Regions from separate parts of the Homo sapiens genome. Here region 2 is linked to region 1. A link is a loop called in an ENCODE intact Hi-C map of the cell type or tissue named here. Cell type or tissue: MCF 10A. All regions are shown on one strand. Region 1 overlaps ATG4C (autophagy related 4C cysteine peptidase). Region 2 overlaps DOCK7 (dedicator of cytokinesis 7).

Region 1 (2,500 bases):
CAAAGAACTGTCAAACTAAAATATACAAATGCATATACTAATTTCCAGTAATAGGAGGAAAAATGAAAAATATATATTTTGTTATGTTCACCTGGCCTTCCATGTTGAAAAAGGAGAATGAAAAGAGAACAACTGTGAGAAATGAAGAATATGGAATGGTTCCCACATATCTCATTTGTTCCTTTCCTCATTCATTTTCCTGCCACATTCCTGCTAAATTTCCTCTTTCATATGGCAGGTCAAGTAAACTAAATCTAGCTTATATGAAACGTTTTATTTTTTATCATTCCATTTTTACATTGTAAAAATAAAATTTCAACTTACTATGTCCACTTTCCTGAATAAAATTAACTGGAAATAAAGCAGTAATAAGTTACTATTATATATAAGTTCCAGTGAAGAATTCTGAGGTCAGGAGTTCGAGACCAGCCTGACCAACATGGAGAAACCCCGTCTCTACTAAAATTACAAAATTAGCCAGGCATGGTGGCACATGCTTGTAATCCCAGCTACTCAGGAGGCTGAGGCAAGATAATTGCTTGAATCTGGGAGGCAGGGGTTGCAGTGAGCCGAGATCGCGCCATTGCACTCCAGCCTGGGCAACAAGAGTGAAACCTAGTCTCAAAAAAAAAAAAAAAAATTCCCAAAAATGACGAGTATTGGTCTTACATACCATAAAATGATAGCCTAACTACTGGTACAAATAAAGAGCTATCAAACTATGTGTATTTCTTTAAAAAGCAGTCTTTTTTTATTTTCTAAAATACTACATAGAGACAGATATTAAGGTTCCATAAATGTTTTAGCAGTACTCAAGGACCAAAAAAATGTAGAAGTATAAATGTAATGAGAAGAAGTTAAATAAACCTCTTTCAAGGATCCTATAAGTAGAATAGATCAGATTAGACAAGCTTACTGAAAGGTAAAAACACAGCTCATTTGATAAAGCAGTTCTGAGAAATCCAAAAATACCATTTCTCTTTTTAAAAAAATCAAAGAAGCACTTGGACTAACAAGAAATAATGCACAATTTGGCTTGATCAAATACTTCATTAATTTTTTTCCTACCCCTAAGGGATTGCCCTTTTAAAATCTTCTTCAAATAGAATATAACCTAATTGCTTGGACCGGTCTAGCGTTTGCAACAGGATTTTTATTTCAACAGTGCCACCTAGTGGACCAATCAATACTTTCAACTTGTCACTAGATTTCATTTGCCTCAAACGCTAAGATTCCTCAAATGGCTTTATTTTTCAATTCACAATACTCCTAATAATATTAACATTCAAGAGGAAATTTTATAAAAAATTATAATTTACAGGTTTTTGCTTTCTGACAGTCTGTTTCTAATAAAATTAGGTCATTTACAAATATAATATTTTAAATAAAGATACCTTGGTGATTTCTTCAGAAGCTCGTTTGAAGTCCTGAACATTTCGACAGTAAAATCCTATTGTACAGCTGGGATCCATTTTTCGAAAAGACATCTTTTTGGGAGAAGGGCAGTGGAATGTCTGTAATTTTTAAAGTTCTTTAGGATTAATTTATCTTTGATAGACAAGTATATATAAAACTATTATTTAAAATTTTCTATCTAGCTTTTTCCCATCACTATAAACATGATTTTCAAATGGTGTTTTAGTTCATCCTACGCAGATGGTCCTCTCCACTCTGCAAAACTGTAAAATATAAGAGCCAACATTTTTATATATTTAATTCACCAAATTTCAACCTTTTGTGATATTAGTGCCATTCTGCAAAAGAAAGGAAGTGTGTCAAAAGTGGTATGCATTTCTAACACTTGAAAACATGAAAAAGACATGAAAAAAGTATGAGGCTTAGAATCAAGTTAGCCATTTCTATTAAAATGCAGTTAAGTCTGTTTTGTTGGAGATTTTGGGTTAATGTTTATAAACCTTTTAACAAGGATATCGAGACTTTTTAAACAAATACACAGACTCAGGTAAATGTTCTATATTGACATAAAAAGAGGTCAACTTGAGGGTTTTAGCAATTCACACAATTAGTACATAACTGCGTATTCTTCAACTTTCTCTTTGAGTGTGCTTTAATTCTTGTTTCTTCTCAGGGAACAGGCTGGAACAGGTGAAACCATTCCATTATGGTCCCTGCCCTCTTTCTCATCAGTCCTTTTGTCTCTTTAGTTCACTTTTCTCCAATAGACACAGTGCCACAGATATAAATGGGCTGGGGAGGCTGCCCTAGTTTCTCTACTGTCTTGCTAATGGATTTGGCTGTTAGTAGAGTTTGGCATCTTTAGGGAATACAAAAGTAGAAAAAGGGCAGAATATAAAAGTAATCACTGCAATCTTTTTGTTCCTCACAATCACACCTTAGTACTATGTTTAAAAATTTTTTTAATGCTTAAATGCTTAGCCTGTCCTTAAAAATCACTGAAGTGACCAAGTCTTTTTCTGTATGTAGAAAAAATAAGTTTGTGTTAAAAAGAACATAAGACTGTATATTCATATTTATATAA
Region 2 (2,500 bases), 330 kb after region 1:
GCTTTATTTCTGCATTTGTAGAATGTGTTCTCTTGGCTTATCTTGCTGTGTTTTGAGGGAGACTTTTTTGGTGTTCTCCTGATTCTTTTTGTTTAAACCATCTTATGTTTCTTTATAAAATGTCACTGGAAATTTTAAGTTTGAACATTAAATATTTTATTTTCCAGTTTAATTTTGATAATTGTATTCTTTTTTTTTTTTTTTTTTGAGACAAGATCTCACTCTGTCACTCAGGCCAAAGTGCAGTGGCACAATCATGACTCACTGCAGCCTTGACCTCCTGGGCTTAGGTGAGCCTCCCACCTCAGCCTCCCAAGTAGCTGGGATTATAGCTGTGCACCACCACGCCCAAATAATTTTTGTAGAGACAGGGTTTTGCCATGTTGTGCAGGCTGGTCTCTTAACTCCTGGTCTCAAGGATCCCCTACCTCAGCCTTTCAAAGTGCTTTTATTCTTAAATTGAATTTGTAAACTGTAAATTAATGAAGTATTCTCTTTAGTGGTAATAATAAAGACTCACAGACTTACAGATCTAAAAACTTAGAAAAGTTAGTGTTTAATATGGCCTTGTACTTTATGTGTTATTTTGTCTACTTTGGTGTAATATATAGTATCTGTATATCTATTATTGCTAAAACAAAAATCTCAACTATATTCATAAATCATGTGTAATTATTCTTACATTTTTATTTGCATTAAATGATACTTTTACAAATATTAGTATTTAAGTAAACCACTTTATTGCATCAAACTGTTTTGTTCTTTTTTCTTTATTATTTTTCTAGCTTTATTGAGTTATAATTGACAAAATTGTATATATTTACAGAATATAACATGATCTTTTAATATATGTGTACAATTGTGAAATGATTACCACAGGCAAGCTAACTAGCATATTCGTCACCTCACATCCTTTTTTCCCCAAATTTGTTGTGTTTCCAATGAGTAATTCCATCTAGTCTCACTGAAGAGTTAAATTATCATCTGAGCATATTTATATAAAAAAAATTGGGGGAAAATTAGATGAAACCTTAGACAAATTAAGTACATTTATCCTGAATACAGACATTGGAAATATTTGAAATAGTAAGATGAATACTAAATATTTGAATGTTGTTTTCCATGAAGCAGTCCTAAATACAAGCCCACATAGCACCACCTAGTGTCAGTGTCACTTAGAATAAAACTGTCTGCTGCATGTTTGAAAGCTAAAACATAAACATTTATGCTTTTAGTGGCATTACACTTCTGTAATGGGGTGAGAAAGTGTGTATTGTTGTGGTTAACAAAAAAGCTGCATAAATGTGTAAACTACTGCCTTTTTTCTTATTCTCTTGTAATTTTTTATCAGGCAAATATTGAAAATGGTTTGAAATTTTTTATTTCTATGCATCCTTAAGTCTTTTCAGAATTGTAGTTTTCAAAAAGATAAATATAATTTCTTACAATATTTTGTATTAGATCAAGAGCAGAGATTGAACACGAAGCACTGATTGATGGAAACCTGGCTACAGAAGCAAACCTAATCATTTTAGATACATTAGAGATTGTTGTTCAGGTAAGAATGCAAAGAAGAGAAATTTAAAATACGGATTTGGTAAATTGAGGTTGGAGGGAAAAGTGTTTACTGTGAGCCATAAAATTACATTTTATTAAATATTGGTAGTTCCTAAAAGTTTCGTTCCAAGCATTCTGAGATTCTCTGTAATTATAAATTCCCATAGCTTCAACTGTTTCTTCATGGAGGATGATTATGAAATCTTTATCTCCTTGTCTTTCCCCTTGATGGCCTAGTCTTGCATTTCCAAATATCCTCTGAGTATTTATAGGTGGAAGTTCTGCCATCAGGTGAGATTCAACATGCATGTATAGCTATAGCTACATATAGATAAACTGGGTTTATGCAGTATCCTCTGTATACCACAGCAATGTTTCAGGCTTTTTATCTATAATCATTGTGTTGGGTCCTAACAGTTGCCCTCTGGGCAGTATTCTGTAGTAACAATGTGATAGCTGACATTTATTTAGTTTTTTCTGTGTTAAACATTGTCCTAAGCACTTTACAAATATTAACTCATTTGATCCTTCTAAGAAACTCATGACATTGAAACTGTCAGTATCCTCATCTTGTAGATGAGAACACTTAGGCACAAAGATGTTAAATAACTGCCCATAATGACGCAGCTAGTATGTAGAAGAGCCAGGATTCAAATCAGTTAGCAAGATCTTTCAGATGTTTTAGTAAATATATCTCTCACCTATTCCTTCCATTCCTTTTCTACTACCACTACTCTGCCAGGTTCATATTTCCACGCTATTACAATGGCCACCTACTTCATAACTCACTCTGTATTCTTCCCACCATCCATTCTGTACATTGTTGTGAGAATTTTCCTTTAAAAGTATTTTATGGCTGGGCACGGTGGCTCATGCCTGTAATCCCAGCAATTTGGGAAGCTGAGGTGGGTGGATCACTTCAAGTCAGGAGTTCAAGACCAGC

Evidence for each region. Peaks named below come from ENCODE experiments on the same cell type or tissue, not always from the same donor. Only the 100,000 strongest peaks of a DNase experiment are listed, where the experiment ranks them.
Region 2: it touches region 1 in a loop (5-fold over the local background); 2 of 110 quality-filtered maps call a loop at or near these places.

Annotation. Positions count from the first base shown.
Region 1 is chr1:62,840,442-62,842,941 of GRCh38, reverse strand. It overlaps ATG4C (autophagy related 4C cysteine peptidase), which reads right to left. Exons shown (of 11, transcript NM_032852.4): 10 at 1,395-1,514. Among named protein-coding and RNA genes, the nearest start is that of ATG4C, 58 kb to the right of the region's middle. In MCF 10A, a CTCF peak has its summit at 1,175 (motif pointing left); a DNase peak (open chromatin) is centred at 1,161.
Region 2 is chr1:62,507,020-62,509,519 of GRCh38, reverse strand. It overlaps DOCK7 (dedicator of cytokinesis 7), which reads left to right. Exons shown (of 50, transcript NM_001367561.1): 35 at 1,462-1,558. Among named protein-coding and RNA genes, the nearest start is that of USP1, 71 kb to the right of the region's middle. In MCF 10A, CTCF peaks have their summits at 918 and 1,133 (motif pointing left); a DNase peak (open chromatin) is centred at 1,149.